Regions from separate parts of the Homo sapiens genome. Here regions 2 and 3 are each linked to region 1. Evidence: read pairs that join two places in POLR2A ChIA-PET (ENCODE). Cell type or tissue: OCI-LY7. All regions are shown on one strand. Each heading gives the region's core, and the rest is flanking DNA. Links, peaks and the distances in the headings are about the cores only.

Evidence for each region. Peaks named below come from ENCODE experiments on the same cell type or tissue, not always from the same donor. Only the 100,000 strongest peaks of a DNase experiment are listed, where the experiment ranks them.
Region 2: POLR2A ChIA-PET joins it to region 1 with 5 read pairs; 6 of 35 experiments call an interaction of 5 or more read pairs at or near these places.
Region 3: POLR2A ChIA-PET joins it to region 1 with 5 read pairs; 3 of 35 experiments call an interaction of 5 or more read pairs at or near these places.

What each region holds. Positions count from the first base shown.
Region 1 is chr13:40,582,428-40,588,330 of GRCh38, forward strand. All of the region lies in intron 1 of FOXO1 (forkhead box O1), which reads right to left. Among named protein-coding and RNA genes, the nearest start is that of FOXO1, 81 kb to the right of the region's middle. In OCI-LY7, for the core only: CTCF peaks have their summits at 4,699 and 4,917; a DNase peak (open chromatin) is centred at 4,640; H3K4me3 peaks cover 1,572 bases; H3K27ac peaks cover 3,173 bases.
Region 2 is chr13:40,487,607-40,493,509 of GRCh38, forward strand. No RefSeq gene overlaps it. Among named protein-coding and RNA genes, the nearest start is that of LINC00598, 9.6 kb to the left of the region's middle. In OCI-LY7, for the core only: no CTCF peak of the experiment used is centred there; a DNase peak (open chromatin) is centred at 2,589.
Region 3 is chr13:39,879,682-39,885,584 of GRCh38, forward strand. No RefSeq gene overlaps it. Among named protein-coding and RNA genes, the nearest start is that of MIR4305, 220 kb to the left of the region's middle. In OCI-LY7, for the core only: no CTCF peak of the experiment used is centred there; no DNase peak of the experiment used is centred there.

The DNA.
Region 1 (5,903 bases), core at 406-5,405:
ATTGACTCTTTCTTTCACGAAAAATTTCTCTGTAGCATGTGATGCTGTTTGATAGCATTTTACTCACAGCAGAACTTCTTTCAAAATTAGAGTCAATCCTCTCAAACCCTGCCACCGCTTTATGTAATATTCTAAAGCCTTTACTGTCATTTCAACCATGTTCATTCACAGCATCTTCACCAGAAGTAGATTCCATCTCAAGAAACCACTCTCTTTGCTCATCCGTAAGAAGCAAGTCCTCATGAGTTCAAGTTTTATCATGAGATTGCTGCAATTCAATCACATCTTCAGGCTCCACTTCTAATTCTAGTTCTTTTGATGTTTTCACCACATCTGCATCTACTTCCTCTTCTGAAATCTTGAACCCCTCCCAGGTCATCCATGAAGACTGGAATCAGCTTCTTCCAAATTTCTATTAATATTGCTATTATGACCTCCTCCCATGAACCACAAATTTCTTAATGGCATCTACAATGCTAAATCCTTTCTTGAAGATTTTTAATTTTACTTTGCCCAGATCCATCAGAGGAATCACTATGGCAACTTGGGCCTTAATAAAATATATTTCTTAAATAATAAGACTTGAAAGTCAAAATTATTTCTTGACCCATGGGCTGCAGAACAGATGTTGTGTTAGCAGACAAGAAAACACCACTAATCTGCTTGTACATCTCCATCAAAGCTCTTGTGTGAGGAGGTACATTATCATTGAGCAGTTTAATATTTTGAATCTTTCATCCTGAGCAGTAGGTCTCAACTGTGGGCTTAAAATATTCAGTAAGCCATGCTGTAAACAGATGTGCTGTCGCTCAGGCTTTGTTGTTCCATTTACAGAGCACAGATAGAGTTGATTTAGCATACTTCTTAAGGGCACTAGAATTTTCTGAATGGTCCATGAGCATTGGCTTCAACTTCAAGCCACCAGCTGCATTACCCCCCTAATAAGAGAATCACAACCTGTTCTTTGAAGCTTGGCATTAACTTCTCCTCTCTAGCTATGAAAGTCCTAGATGGCATCTTCTTCCAATAGAATGCCACTTCATCTACATTGAAAATCTGTTGTTTAGTGTGGCCACCTTCATCAATGGTCTTATCTACATCTTCTGGATAACTTGCTGCTCCTTCACTTTGTACTTTCATGTTATGGAGATGGCTTCTTTCCTTACACCTCATGAACCAACAACCTCTGCTAGTTTCAAACTTTTCTTCTGCAGCTTCCTCACCTCCCTCAACCTTCACAGAATTTAAGAGTTACGGCCTTGCTCTGAACATGGCTTTGGCTTAAAGGAATGTTGTGACTGTTTTGATCTTCTATACAAACCACTAAAACTTTCTCCAGATCAGCAATAAGGCTGTTTTGCTTTCTTATAATTTGTGTTCACTGGAATGGCATTTTTAATTTCCTTCAAGAACTTTCCCTTTGCATTCACAACTTGGCTGACTGGCATAAGAGGCCTAGCTTTTGGACAATCTGGGCTTTATACATGCCTTCCTCACTAAGCTGAATCATTTCTAGCCTTTGATTTACAGTGAGTGAGATCAGATGGTGTGACTCTTCCTTTTATTTGAACATGTAGAAGCCATTGTGGGGGTTTTAATGGCCTAATCTCAATATTGTTTTGTCTCAGGGATAGGGAACCCTGAAGAGGGGGAGACAGATGGGGAATGGCAGGTTGGTGGAGCAGTGAGAACAAACATTTATCAGTTAAGTTTGCAGTCTTATATGGGTATTAGAATTTTTTTTAATAAAAAGCTCCTCAAGTGAGTCTAATTCCACTCTCTAAAACTCATCCCTTGAGAAAGGCTGAATAACAATCCACATATACCTCCAAGGCAGAGAGACCTTGCTCACCCATCTCAAAACTGCCCCCACTCACCTACCTAGTCAGTACCTGAAATGTAAATATTATTTGGGGCTGGGCATGGTGGCTCACACCTGTAATCCTAGCACTTTGGGAGGTCAAGGTAGGCATATGGCTTGAGCCCAGGAGTTCAAGACCAGCCTGGGCAACATGGAGAAATTCTATCTCCACAAAAAATGCAAAAAAAAAAAAAAAAAAAAAAAAAAAAAAAAGCCAGATGCAGTGGCACGTGTCTATAGTCCTAGCTATTCAGGAGGCTGAGGTAGGAGGATCACCTGAGCCCGGGTAGGTTGAGGCTGCAGTGAGCTGTGATTGTGCCACTGCACTCCAGCCAGGGGGGCAAAGTGAGACCCCATCTCAAACAAACATTATATATATATTTGGATATTATTTGGATGAATCTACAGAGACAATAAGATTTCTTGTCCTGCTATTAATCAGCCCAATAACCAAGCACATAAATTCCCCTTTCCTGAAGGCAACCGAATAAGCGAGTAGTTATCCCTCCAGTCTAATGGTCCGACTCTTCTAGGAAGCTTCGGATGTTATGATTCACTAGGTATGAAGCGCAGCTTGGCAATCTATTAAAGCAGTCATGGTACTGGAGCCAGGTTTGGGAACACCTGAACTACTTTCATGTGTAAGATTCTTTTCAGTTCTACTATTCTAAGAAAATAAGGTAACTATGTTATTCCAGGTAGATTCTGATTTAACAAGAGGAAGATGAAGTCCCAGAATATTCTTAACAAGTATCTTATATGACAGGCAAGTATGAGAAACACTATGTTAGTGGTACTTTTGGTCATTAACACCAAATAATAAAAGGCAATTCATTAGATATTTATGAAAGGATGTCTAAAAAACACAACTGTAATCTTACGGATAAAAAGCCAGTTGGTTCTGGGATCAAATTTTAAGTCATCATTGTTTTTCAGAAAGAAAAACAGAAGCAAGAGTTAAGAGAATAAGGAATGTCAACCTCACCTTGCAATTTCCTGGAATTTTCCTCCCCCGCTTTCCCCTTTAGTATGTAAGTATTTCCTCTGCGCGCGCGCACACACACACACACACACACACACACACAGCCAACTTCACAATGGAGTTTTGAAAAGATTACTGCTCCATATGCCAACAGGCAAGTCAGGGACTCAGTGGAAAGGACACTATTCCAGAGCACAGCCTTCTCCCAGCCAGATCACACCAGCTTCAGCTGTTCCAGCTCTGCAGAGAAAGGGTAATCACTTCTTATCAAACATTGATAACACCTAAAATTCCTTTACAGTTCTGACTTCAGGGTGGAAGTGCAATTCGTATTTGCCCTGAAGACATGAAAAGTGGAATGCGCTTTCATGAGATGAAAGCTTCTGCGGAAATAATTGATTCAGGTGAGCCCTACTCAGGTTAATCTCAAAAGAAAGAAGCAAGAAACCTCATCCAGGAAAGTGGACCCAGCAGCTGCCCATTTTCAAGGGTTGTATACAAAAGCTAAACGACAAGATGTCCAGATGGATGAAAAACCCTATCCTAGCTAGTCTGTGCCAGCAAGACTTAAAAAACAAACGGTGTCTTTTGGGTCTGTTTGATTTAGTACGTAAGTTTAACTAGTTCCATGTTTGAGACCAATCCAGAGAGGGGCTACTTAAAAACTGGCTCAGCCCAAATCATTGTGTGTTCAAGTGACTGACCTGTGAACTCCCTCCTCATTTCCCATATATGGCCAATTCTCCATATATGGATTCATCTACCTGTTTCCCCTAACTTCAAGGCTGCTGCCATGACACAAAGGTCTTGAAAGAATGTGGGAAAGCCCTCAGGCTAAAACTCTGGATCACAATCCATAAAATAGTGAAACCAATTGAGAGGATTGTGGCTAGCATTTCTGTAAATAATAACAAAACAGTCTTACATAAATGGCTAAGCACAGTACTATTTTGTAAAACTCTTCTATCATTGTGTGCATATGTGCACTGAGTCATACTGTAAAATGGATTTCTCACTATGCATCAAGATGGGAAGAAACTGAGAAAGCCACAGAAACAGAAGGAAACATACTACTTCCTACAGGATATGCTTTCTCTCTCTAAGAAGGGCTTAATAACAAAAGCCCAATAAAATGGTGGCACAGTCCCATCCCCGGGTTTCCAGGGAGACCCCAATCCCATCAAGAACACCTACTCCTCACAGGCAACAGAGGCACCCCCTTGTGAAGCTGTTCAGCAGCCTGCACAGAAGATATGACTCTTGCAGTCTGGAATAAAAGGCACCAAATGGGAAATAGTGTGTAGGGATAAAAGGTACCAAATGGGAAATAGTGTGTAGTATCAGTTTTGACAATTTTTGTAACCAAGTAACTTTTGAGCAAGTTACTCATTTCTCATTTGCTTATCAACAGAATGATCATGGAATGCTAAACCTCTACAGGGTGCAATCTTAAGGAAATGTTACTACTTAAACCTTTTACCTGCACAAGACTGCCCCTCTGTCTTTCCTCTCTGATGGGTACGGAAGTTACTGACATGCAAAGTCAGCACAAGGGAACCGTGGCTCAGGCAAACGAGGAAAAATGAATTTAGATTATGTTTACAGCCAAGGAAAGGAGACACGTTGAACAATCCTCTACTGGAAACATTGCTAAAGTGTTTTTAAACTGAAGATTATACCACCACTTAAGATATTTTTTGTCTGCTATTTTACCCAGCATATTACAAAACTGCATCTAGGACTGAAATAGCAGATTGCCTCAAGAGCAAATGACAATATTTGTACCAGAAATGTTGGCAACCAGCAGCACAGATGGGTTTCTGCACAGCAATCTTCAAACTGGGACTCCAAGAATAACTCCACCTACTGCACCAATGTTAAATTGCTGAATCCAAAGTCAGAAGGGCTCATTATTCCATATTTTTCCACCACCTTCTTCCCAAAGGCACGTGTACCTGCCTGACCTCCTCTGCCTGAGAAGGGCTCAGAACAAAGTAAAAAAAAAAAAAAAAAAAGTGGGAGTGGGCAGGGCGGAGCAGGAGACCACAATAAGAAGCAAATACGAACAGATAGTGAAAGATTGATTATCCGTGAAAGGAAGGAAAACAAAAATGACTGGAAAGTCCAGATAAGCCAAACAGCTATTTACATGACTAGTTTTAAACTTCCCCTTCAAATACAAATAAGAAAAAATAAAGATTTATCTTAATTTCATCTCCTCTCCAAGGCTGGGTACCCTTGCTTGAGGAGTCAAATAAAAACTTATTTTTGCTAAAAGACTCAAGGACAGAGAGAGAAGCTGCCATTAACCATGTTGATTACTAGGATGGCCCCAAAGACAGTCCATCTATACCTAAAGCACGGCTCAAGTGCTTGGAGAAAATCTTTGTTGCTTCTTCCACATCTGCTCTTCCTGCCTGCCAACTGAGATGCACTGTTCTCCCTCCATTCCTCTGCATTTCTACCGAATGGTCTGGAAAGCCAAATGAAACGGAAGTCTTCACTTAATGAGACATTAATTATGAAGTCCATCCAACTAAAGTGCTGTCTTCAGTGTTCACAGTAGCCTCTCCCCACCTTTTAAAAGGGCCAGAGGGTTGATGGTGGTAATGGGTCTCTGCCTCTGTGCCACCCTAGGTTGACTTCCAGGGGTAAACTTTAAGGCCTTTCATGTGAAAGAGAGTCAATGCACTAACATTTTCGGGCTAGAACGGCACTTTTCAAATTGCATAACACAGAGTACAGAGCACTACTGCATTATGCTCCATATCCTCACATCTGCTATGGTGCGGGAGGAAGCCCAGGATAGAAAGGATTCAATTCAATTAACAGAACCTTGGGAGTTCAGGCAAGCAGAATCCTACATTTAAATAAATGCCCATTTAACCCTAAAGAAACTGAGTAGAGGAGGATTAGGGAGTGCTCATCTTCCACCTTTCCTCTCCAACAATCAAGGTGTTCCTTGCTCAGGCTCTACTTACAATTCCCTGAACTGCACAGTCAGGAAGTTTGAGTGTATCTGCACAAGACTTCTCTAGCTTCATTACCAAACCTTGAGTC
Region 2 (5,903 bases), core at 641-5,640, 95 kb before region 1:
ATTTTTTATTATTTTTTGTAGAGACAAGGTCGGGCTGTGTTGCTAAGCTGGTCTCAAACTCCTGGCCTCGAATGATCCTCCCACTTCAGCCTCCCAAAGTGCTGGGATTATAGGTGTGAGCCCTCGTGCCCAGGCTCGAACTTCTTTGGTAGTGGGGTAAACAATGCAGTACAGAGAAGATGTGATTTAATTTGAAGGTGAAAGAGGGGAAGACTCCAAAAAAGGCTTTAGGGTAAAGGCAACTTAGGAAATGGGTCCTGTTAGGAGGAGAAATTTGGAGAGAATAATGCATGGAGGCATGAAGTTTCAAGGTGTTAGGAGCAGTGAGAATAAACCAGAGCTGGTGGCCTCTGGGGGAGGAGGGTAGAAAAGGCTTTCACGGGTCCATACTCAGGAGACACATACATATTCCATGCCCACTGCGTGCGCCAGAGCTATTGCGATGAGTCCAGGCCAGATCCCGGGCAGGCCTTCAATGCCATGCTAAGGGATTTGGAATTTATTCAGAAAGTAGCAAGGAGGCCATTCCTTTATTAGAATTATCTGTTTCCTGTCCACTGACCCACACAAATCTTTCAAGGAAGGAGGGAGATTGCAGTAGAAGCGTGCCCACCACCCCCTGGCTCTCCCACATTCAAGAGAATTGAACCAAATTGCTTCCTGCTGCCCTGTAACCCAGGCAGGGTCCACCCTCTCACAGCACACTAAAGTTAACAATAATACTCATAATAGCTAACGTAGCTCTGTTTGAAGTGCTTTGACTGTCTTAACTCATTTGATCCTCCTAGCAAGACTGATATCATTATTCTCCCATTTTGTGGATTAAAAACAAGACACCCAGCCATGAAGGAATGTACCCAAGATCCCCTAGCTAGTTAATGGACACATGGGTTGTGAACCCCAGCAGTTCTGGACAGAAGCTTTGCAAGTCAAGGACTAGAGATTTCTTTCTTTTTTTTTTTTTTTTTTTGAGACGGAGTCTGGCTCTGTCACCCAGGCTGGAGTGCAGTGGCGCGTTCTCGGCTCACTGCAAGCTCCGCCTCCCGGGTTCACGCTGTTCTCCTGCCTCAGACTCCCGAGTAGCTGGGACTACAGGTGCGCACCACCACGCCTGGCCAATTTTTGTATTTTTAGTAGAGATGGGTTTCACCATGTTGGCCAGGCTGCTCTCAAACTCCTGACCTCAGGTGATCCACTCGCCTCGGCCTCCCAAAGTGCTGGAATTACAGGCGTGAGCCACGGTGAGCGGCCCACAAGGACTAGAGATTTCTCTGCTAACACAGGGGAGGGGCCCAGCACACAAGTGGCCCGGGGCGCCTCAAGGGGAAGGCAAGTTGCCACGTGAGGGCTCTTGCGGGCAGGTTGTGTCAGAAGAAAGGTGCCTCTCACTGCACCAGGGGTCACAAAAACACCTACTGTCTTGTCTCACCTCCCTCCACGGAGGACAGTCTGGCCACTGTGGGACTGAACACCACCGGCTCCCAGAGGGCGCAGCAGCTTAGAAGACGCAACGCTGTGGCCAAATGCAGAGACCGCCTTGGGAGCTGTGTTCACGGAAGCGAGGGAAGATGGGGGCTGTCCTAGAGTATCGGGGATCCCAAACTGAACCAGCCGCCTCTCTCCTCTCCACAATCCACCCCTAAGAGAGGCACAGGGGCCCCGTCGGGGGTCGATGCTGGGGGTGGGCGATGGAGCTCCTTCAAAAGCTGCCTCTTCTTCTCCTCCCCCATCGTGGAACCGCGACTTCCTCCTCCACCTCTTTTCTTAGCCTGTGCCTGTTCTTCCTTTACAACCCACTGTCTATGTGAGCCCCACCTGGACCATGCCAGCCCAGAGGTTCAGAAATTCTGTGCAGAAATAAGGAGGGCACGCGGATAGCAGTTCTGGAGGATGTCTGATAATCCAAGGTCATCCAAAGATTTCTGTTGGAAAGTAGGGGGTCTGAAGTGAAAAGACCAAAATGAACTCATCCTGGATGTGGGGAAGGTGATGACAGCGTCTGTGCCAGACACTTCAAGTCTACGAATTCCTTCATCACCACCATTTTACAGATGAGGAGGGAGGCTAGGAGCTGAACAGCCAGCATGAGAACCGGGAGCTGTCTGATTCCAAAGCCCACGTCTCCTCTCCCTGCCACCCAGCCATAAGGAAGGATTTTTTTCCAACACTTAATCTCTCTCTGCCCAATAATGAAAGGCAGCTGCATCAGTATCTCTGCTTTCTGATCCATGCAGATGGGAAATCATCTAGAAAGCACATGCCTGGCACAAAAGCACTACTAACAGTCCTCATCCCCATGCTCTCTCTCCCTCCCCGTCTCCACCACCTCATGGGGCATCTGACCAGGAGCAACCTTCATCCCAAACCTTGCCTTCTTCGGAGGGGTGAAGGACCAAGAAAGAAGCTTCCTTGCCTTGGTGTGGACTGGAAAAGGAACAGCAATCTTTCCCCTTTATTTCCACCCACCAGAGCCTCTGGAAAATCCCATTTCTTCTGATAATGGTAGACAGAAGTTGTCCCTGCCTAAGAAGCTCTGAGGATACTGGTTGTAGCAGCAAGGTGTGGCAACAGGCACAGACCCTGGCAGGAAGCCAGATACACCACGTTGAAAACCTAACTCTGTCTAGGAGACCAACTTCTTCCAGGTCCCCTGGGGAGTCATTAAATTTCTGTGTCTTCATTTCCTCCAAGGTAGAAAGGGGTAATAATCTGACCTACCTCACCAGAGTGTTGTAAGTCGGAATAACTAATTAACGCTAGTGCAGCACTTTTGAAAGTAAAAAGCACTTTGCAATAATTAACGTGGTTTCTGCTTTCATCTCCTGCAGCCTCATAAATAGAGAGCTAGGTCCCAGATAGCTACAGATGGCAAGAAGCATGCCAGGCAGCCGGCTTTCCTGAGGAGCTACAAGGGCGGCTCTGTCAGGGCCATCAAAGTTGTCTTGGGGCTCCCGGCCACTGGAGACTGTTTCAAGCTGACAATTCCAAATCCATTTGCATCCACTTAGCTTTCCAGAGACTGAGGCATTTTTCAGTTACAGCAAACAACACATGAATGTGAAGCTCCAAGCAGGCAGCACAGGGCAAAAAGGACTACAAAGTCTCTGGGGCTGCTGCTGACTTGTCTTGAAAAATCAAAATGAACTTTTTTCTTCAAAGACTTTGCTTTTATTCATCATCATTATAAAAACAGTCAAGTCCTTGAGGTCTGCAGCTGCAGAGAATGCATACAAAATGGGCTCTCTGAGAAAAAAATATATATATATAATAATGATGCTCTAACACTCTTGTGAGCAAAGGGCCACAGGAGAGCCTGGGTTTGGAGTCCAGCCTTCACCTCCACTGGGCATATTTTGCCCGTTGGGATGTGTATGCCCCCAAAAAGGCACTGTCTTTATGAGGATGTTCATAGCTGGGGAGGCATCTTCCAGAAGGTAGAAGCATCTTTAGGTATGCAAACTGCTACACCCTGGAGGATGGTATCCCCTCTGCTAGCTGTCACCAGTACCCCAAAATGTAACACAGCTTTCATCAGTATATCACAGAGACCGCGTTACAGGGGTTTGGGGGTTGTGAACCTGGTTGATTGGTGGAGTGCTTCAGGTCCACATCGTAAAAATGCTTCTGTGGGCTGGGTTGAGAAGCATGAGGCATAATAACATTTCTTTGCAAAGTGTATTGATTTCCAAGCGGCTGCCTTAGGATCTGGAATGCCGGCCACTCATAAGAGAAGGAACTGCCCTGAATTATGAGACACATGCTCCCTTCATTATTTCAGAGGGGAGGAATGCAGTTATCTTGAATTTCCTTGGATAGGTGGTGTTCCTTTCCTCCTTCTCTCCCTTCTTCCTCCTTCCCCTTCTACAGGCCATTCTGTCAGCTAATAGACCATTGGTGGCTAACAGGGACTTCTCAGAAGAAAGTTAGGGAGAAGCTTTACCAGAAAGTGGGGAGTTGGTGGGAGTTGGGTAGGGGTATGACTGGCTCTGTGGTACTGAAGAACACTTTTCCAGACTCCAAAATATGTTTGCAGGGAGGCAAGAAGGAACAGGAGCAAGATGGGGCCTCCAGACAACCTGGCATAAGTCCTCGACGCCAGGAGCATAAGAAGGAGAAGCAAGGAGAGAGAAGATCTAGAAGCAAGGGAACTTCCAGAGCCCCTTCTGATCAAGAAATTGATACAGCAGCCCCTGGGGGTCACAGACTGTCACTGAGACAGAAGCCTGTGAAAAGGACAGTGCTTAGTCCAGCAGTGGACTAGGCGAGTGGACAATGAGATGACCTAATCATGAGTTTTGGATGGGCTCAAGTGAGAAAAGAAGGTAGAGTAGAAATGATTTGTTTTGTATTCAAGATGAAAAGGCCACCCTCCCTTCTGCAGGGGAATGAATTCTTATATAGCTCGGATGTGTGTCTCCTACAAATCTCCTGTTGAAACATGACCTCCAGTGTTGGGGATGGGCCTGGTGAGAGGTGTTAGGATAGTAGGGGCGGATCCTTCATGAATGGCTTGGCGCCGTCCTCACAGGATTGAGTGAGTTCTCGCTATGAGTTCATGTGAGATCTAGCTGGGTAAAGGAGACTGCCGCCTCCTCCCTCCCTTGCTCTTGCTCTTGCTCTTGCCATGTCATGGGCCTGCTCCCCCTTCACCGTCTGCCATGAGCAGAAGCTTCCTGAGGCCCCCACCAGAAGCAGATGCTGGTACCAGGCTTTATGTACAGCCTGCAGAACCATGAGCCAAATAAATCTGTTTTCTTTATAAATTACCCAGTCTCAGGTATTCCTTTATAGCAACACAAATGGACCAACACAGATTCCCTTCCCTGAGAGCCAAGTGGTGCCACTGGAGAGCCCCTCCCAGATGCTGGTCCCCAGGGAGGGCTGCCGGGTGAGCCTGTGGGGGCAGGTGGCAGTCAGGCACGGACCTCGCAAGGCTGTGGTCCCAGCCACGTTCTTGAACTTCCTGCAGGGTCCCCTCATGGAGCTTCCCTCTGAGCATGGTGAAGGCCAGAACAGAACAAGAGGCAGCAGAAACCCTTGTCTTTCACTCTGATGAGTGTTGCATGGGGCTGATGCTGGAAACTGCTTCACAATCTCAACAGCATGGGTGCCGGCCAACTCCGAGGGATGTGACAATAGGCCAGCCTGTCCCAGGGCACATCGGCTGAATATCACCTCTCCACGGAGTGTCAGCCAAGTTTCCTTCTTTTAAAGAACATTTTGGCTGGACCCAGTGGCTCACGCCTGTAATCCCAACAATTTGGGAGGCCGAGGCAGGCAGATCCCCTAAGATCAGGAGTTTGAGACCAGCCTGGCCAACATGGCAAAACCCCGCTTCTACTAAAAACACAAAAATTAGCCAGGCATGGTGGCAGCGCCTGTAATCCCAGCTACTCCAGAGGCTGAGGCACGAGAATTGCTTGAACCCGGGAGGCGGAGGTTGCAGTGAGCCGAGATCGTGCCGCTGCACTCCAGCCTGGGTGAAAGAGCGAGAGACTCCGTCTCAAAAATAAGTAAATAAATAAAAATAAAGAACATTTTAAGATTAAATGACGAAACACACAAGCGGAAGATGTATGATGCTTGTGCTATATGGCTTTGCATGAGATCATTATCACCATCTTGTGCAGGGCAGCTTCTTGGGTGTGCAACCTCCCTAGGACTTTACATTTAAAAGGACCCCACACTTGGTTTAATGCTCTGCTGTTGCTGTCTTAATAATCATGCTGGAAAAAAGTGTCCCATGTTTTCATTTTGTACTGGAACCGGCAAACTATGTAGCTGGTCCTAGACTGGTGAGGTAAGAAATACAGGTATCACCAACTTCCCCATTTCCAATGAGGAGACTGAAGGATAAGGTGGTAAAATGGATTCCCTAAAGACACCCCGCTAGTAAGCAGCTA
Region 3 (5,903 bases), core at 641-5,640, 700 kb before region 1:
TGCTTCCTATTTTGGAAGTTACAGAGAAATCAAAGTCTCTCATAAGAAAAGTATTTTTCCGTCTTAGCCCACTGTTTCCACTTTCAAAATATGTTAAAACAACAACAATAATAAAGCTATTTCAATTGTGCCAAATTCCCCCAGACTCCACTATTGTGACTGTGTTTCTAGTTGATATTCTATAATCTTATCACTTTCAGCCACACATCCACATACCACCCTGGGTTATTTATAAAGATAAATCCTGTGCTGAGATCAAAATCTACAATCTATTTTTTCTAGGTCTAAATTTGTTTTTGCGGCTTTAGAAATGATTTTGAAAATATTTTCCAGGGAGTTTATTTGTGTAAAAAAGATTTTGGTAAATAAATTACTCAGAACAAAACTAGCTTTTAGGTTGTCAGCTACCAACTACTATGTATTTGGAATATCTTGAGTTATCCAGGAACTGATAGTTAAGTGTTTGAATGATTTGTACTCTTAAGTTTTAATGTTTTCAAAGTGTGTCCGTCTAAAAATATAACTCCAAAATTCTGGCTCTTTGTGAGCATTGGCTTACTAGTGAATTAAACTTTGCATTATCCATACTTTCTGAACTTCAGTTTCCCCATCTTTAAAGTGGAATAAGTAATAAAATCTACTTCGTAAAATTATCATGAGAACTAAATGACATAAGACATGAAAAATAATGATTGCTCATCACACAACAAATGCTCCATAAACAGTGCGTGAAAATATTATCTAAAGAGTTCAGTTTAAAATTAATAATTGAGTTACGACATTTACAACAATTTGTGTACATCTTCTATCCCCAGGAGCCTGCATGCTGTGGGAGGATGGGCAGTGGCCTCCCTTGACCTTCAACCTTCTCCAGTCTTCAGCCTCTTCTGACACAGCAGTCTCTCAGTAAATATTGCTGGACAGAAATTCATCTGACTATCAACTTGCCATGCTCCCTATTGGCATTAATAAGTAGGAGTTGTCTATATTTGGAATTCAATTTCTTTTCTCGAAACACACTTAAAAATTTTAGCGCTATTTTAAAAAATAGTGGTTTTGTTTTACTCTTCTGTTAAAGCAACTAAATTTGAAATTCTAATGCAAATTCAGTAAATTAGTGTTAATAAGCTTACACCAAAAAAGAGTCAGCAGATAAATGATGTAATTGGTTTTTCCAAGGAGAGGTAAAATTGGGAGAATGACAATAATTTGTGATTTGCTTTGGGCCTTGTCTCAGACACAATAAGCTACAGTCCAGATAGTTGAGCTACAGTGAAAACAACAGTCAATCTCACATGTGAAAGTTATGTCCCCTCACTTGTGAGAAAACCAATGTCATCAGGCCCTTTGCTTGAAAAGACCAGTTGAAGGCACATCAAGCTGAATTCGTAGCTTTTACTCTGTAAGGAAAATATTTCTGAACTTTCATCTAATAGAACTTTTCTACTCTTTAAATTGTACAAATAAATGTATGAACAAATGTTCTAAGCTAATTTACAAATATTATCTGGTGTTATTGCAATACATCAAACATATTTGACTCAAACTATGGTTAGCTCCAGATTTAAATGTTGCATGTTCATGGGTGTAACACAGAGAACTTTAATTCATAGGACTGTATAAATGTTGGTCTAACATATATTTAGAATACCCAATATGTGCTATGACTAGTGCAAAGTGTTAAAGATATGGCACAAAAGAATAGGAGAGAAGTGCTAAGATGCTTGCCTAGATGATTTGGGACCACATTGTATAATGCTATGCTTTTGAATTTGAAGCACATCATATTTTGAAGAGCAAGGTGGTAAAAGACATTTATATTGAGTGGAGAACACTATAAATAGTGGCTATCTGGAGAGCTGGAAGGTGAAGGTGTCCAAGACTGAAAGCAGCTTTAGAGGGTGAGCATGCCATGGAGGTGAGAGCAGGAGTGACAGCTCACATGTTGAGTATTTGTCATCCTGGTCTTGTCAAAGTCAGCCACTGGTGCTTTCTGGCAAAGGAGTGGCTTCGTTTGTGCTTAAAAAAGGATGTCAATAGTGAGAAGGATGAATTCAAGAGAGAACAATTAGTGTTTGATCTTACCTTATGGACAGCTCGTCTGGACACAGGACGCACTAGCTTTCTCAATTTGGGGGAAGGCAGGACAGGCCACTGCTGGGACAGGCCACTGTGATGAGAAATTGCTGCTCTGCACTGCCCGCACATGAAGGGAGAACAATCTTGCCCTGTAGTATTTAAGCCATAAATTGGTTCATGTTTCAGATTACAGGGTATGACCAAGGCTATGTGTTCACTAACAGACATTTTCTGAGCCCCAAGCTGACTACCAACCCTGATGAATGCTATAAATTCATTCAGGGAAATGAATTCCTATCTCTTGACATAAAGTAGTCTCCAGAATCTGCTAGTATCCAAGCACATTTCTCCAGAATCAGATGCATTTCTCTGAAAGAGCAATAGCAGCCAATGGTGCAGTGTGTCCATCAGAGTTCCAGCAGGAAACAGATGGCATTCTCAAACTGTTACTCAGGGATAAATGTTAATAAAAGAGCGATTTAAAACAGGATGGGAAGATGTAAGGGCATGTAAGAGGGATGTTGAAAGACCCTGGGCTAAAATGGCAGAAACTGATAATGATGCATGAGCTCTTTATTGCTCTTGAATCTGAAGAGAAGTGTGCCAGTTCCAGATCTCAGAGAGGGTAACCATAGGTAGAATGTTACTGGAGAGAGGCTGTGGCATTTGATGGAAAACATAGCCAATCTGTGCACACTGCAGGAAGGGAATGCACAGACGCCCTTTCCTTTCACTGGAGCAGGGAGCCCACTGGTACAGCCTGTACAGATCAGCCTACAAGGGACACAGTAGGACATAGAGGGTGAGAGTGGGTCTGCAGGGCAAAGGGGAAATACTAAGCTCTGTACAGTTTTTGGTATGTGGTAAATCCACTTAAAATAATAATGATGGGACATTAGCAAAATTGTGGACTAGGAAGCTCCAAACTCGTGTGTTCTCTCAAAAAAGTATTTAAAACAAACAAACCCCAAATCAACCAGAGGCTGTGTGAACCAAATTTATGGAAGTTTTAGAAAACAATCAAAGGTTTACAGCAACCAAGCAAACAGCCAATCAAGAAAAGGTCATCTTCTAAATGTCAGTGAAGTTGTGTGGTGTTTTACCCTCCTTTGCCCCACTCCTTTCTCCTGGTGGAAACAGTCTTGGTCTTGAGCAGCAGCAACCCAGTTCCCAGTTCCTTTCTTTGAACCAGAAGGAGAGAGTAGACCTCCTTTGCAGATTATTATGTGTGTCTGTTCCAACCTGCCTGGGGATACCTGAAAAACTGACTTGCTCTTCTCTGTCTTACATAACTCAGAAAACATGCAAGAGAAGCAATGAGTACTGTTCAGAAAAGGTACAAGGGGGCTACAAACCCACTGATTGGCTGAGTCAAGAGAGTCTTGCTGAAGACATATGATAGTCCAACTAAGGCTTGAAAGAGAAGCTGGGGTGAGACTTTTTGGGAAATTAGGACATTCAAAAGCAGCTGTTTATATGGGGGAATCTAGGAAGCCATGTACATGGCTAGGTAAGATACATGCTTAAAAAAATTCTAAGGAGACCTTAGATGTTCACCCAAGACTGATATCCAGGCTCAGAACAAGCCTGAGTGCTAAAGGATTCCCCAAGCATACAGCTGGGTCTGAAAAGCCTGAGAGGTGCTTTGTCCTCCCCACCCCCACCCCGTCTCTCTGGTACTTTTAAAATTTTGTTTTAGCTCCTGGGACTCAAGGAAATCTATCAAAACATAGCTGAACATAAGCTAGAGGAACACATGCTTCACTGAGCACACATGACAAGAAATAGCCTTTGCAAAAAATGTTTGAAAAAAAAATCTCAGAACAAATGGACTGCTATAGCCTTCAGCAATCAAAATCAAAACAGCAAACTCTGGGGAGGGGGATAATCTGATTTCCAGAAAGACCACATTATTATTATCAAATGCCCAATATTCAACAACATAAAATCACTAAGTTTACAAAAAAAATCCATACAGAAAAATATGACTCATTTAAATGGATAAAATGAAATGACAAAAACTATCCCTGAGAAAGCTCGGACATTGGACTTACTTTAAAACAACTCTCTTCTGTATGCTCAAAATGCCAAGGGAAAACATGAAAAAAGAAGTAAAGAAAATCTTGAAAATGATATATAAAAATGAGAATATCAACAAAGAGATTAGAATTATAAAAGAGAACCAAACAGAAATTCTGGAGCTAAAAAATACAATAACTGAAATGAAAAATTCACTAGTGGGGCTCAAAAGCAAATCTCAGCTAGCCCAAAAAATAATCAGAGAATTTGAAGATAGGTTATTTGAAGTTATTGACTCTGAAGAGCAGAAAGAAAAAGGACGAAAAGTGAACAGAGACTAAAGGGCTTATGGGATGCCATCAAGAGGACCAATATGTGCATTATGGACGTCACAGAAAGAGAAAGAAAATGGCAAAGACTTTATTTGTTAAAATAATGACCAAAACATCCCTAATTTTATCAAATATGCAAGCCTAAAAATCCAAGATCAATGAATTCCAAGTAGGATAAACCAAAAGAGACTTATAAGAAGACACATTATAGTCAAACTGTTGAAAGGCAAAGCTGGAGACAATCTTAAAAGCATTAAGAGAGAAGCAACTTATCACATATAGGGGACCCTTAATAAGATTATTTCCCAATTTCTCAACAGAAGCCATGGAGATCACAAGGCTGTGAGATGATACATTTAATGTACTGAATGACACCCCCAGCCCAAAACACACACAAAACTGTCCCTGAGAATTCTCAACCCAGCCAAACTGTCCTTTAAAAATGAGGGAGAAATTAAGATATTCCTGGACAAATAAAAACTGAGGGAGCTCACTACCACTAGACTTGTCTTATGAGAAATGCTAAAGGGAGTTGTTCAAATGAAAAGGAAATGACGCTAGACAGTAACTCAATGTCAGATGAAGATATAAAGATCTCTGTTAAAGGTAAATATGTGAGCAAATATAAACACCACTAGTGTTGTAATTTTGGTTTTAACTCCATTCTTTAGTTTTTACATGATTTATAAGATGAATGCATAATATGTAATCATAAATCTTTTAGTGGATATACAATGTATGAAGATTAATATTATAACATTAATAACATGAGGTGGGGTGGAGCTTTATGTGAGTAGTTTTTAAATATGATTGAAGTCAAGTTGATATCCATTTAAATTATATGGTTATAACTTTAGGATGTTATATGTAATTTCAATAGTAACAACAAGGAAAATATATGTAAGTATATACAAAAATAAATGAGAAGGGTGTCACTACAAAAACTCAACACAGTAGACACAGTAATAGAGGAAATAAGTAACAAAAAAGCTTCAAGACATGTAGAAAACACAATAAAATGCAAAAGCAAGTCCATTCTTATCAGTAATTATGTTAGATATTAATGGATTAAACTCTTCAATAAAAAGGCATAGATTGGCAGAATGAATTTTAAAATATTAGAACTATACGCTGTTGACAAGAGATTCACTTCAGATATAAAGATAGATCAAAAGTAAAAGGATATGAAAAGATATTCCAGCTAAAAGTAACCAACCAAAAGAGAACTGAGGTAATAATATCAGACAAAATAGACTTTAGGTAAAAAGCTGTTATAAAGACAAAGAAGGATACTATGTGTTGATTAAAGGGTCAATTTATGAATAAGTTGTAAAAATTATAAATGTGTATGCACCAAACATCAATGATCCAAAATATTTCAGGCAAACATTGATAAAATTAGAGGGATTAAATAGACAGCTCAAAGATAACACTAAGAGACTTCAATGCTCCAATTTCAATAATGGATAGAAC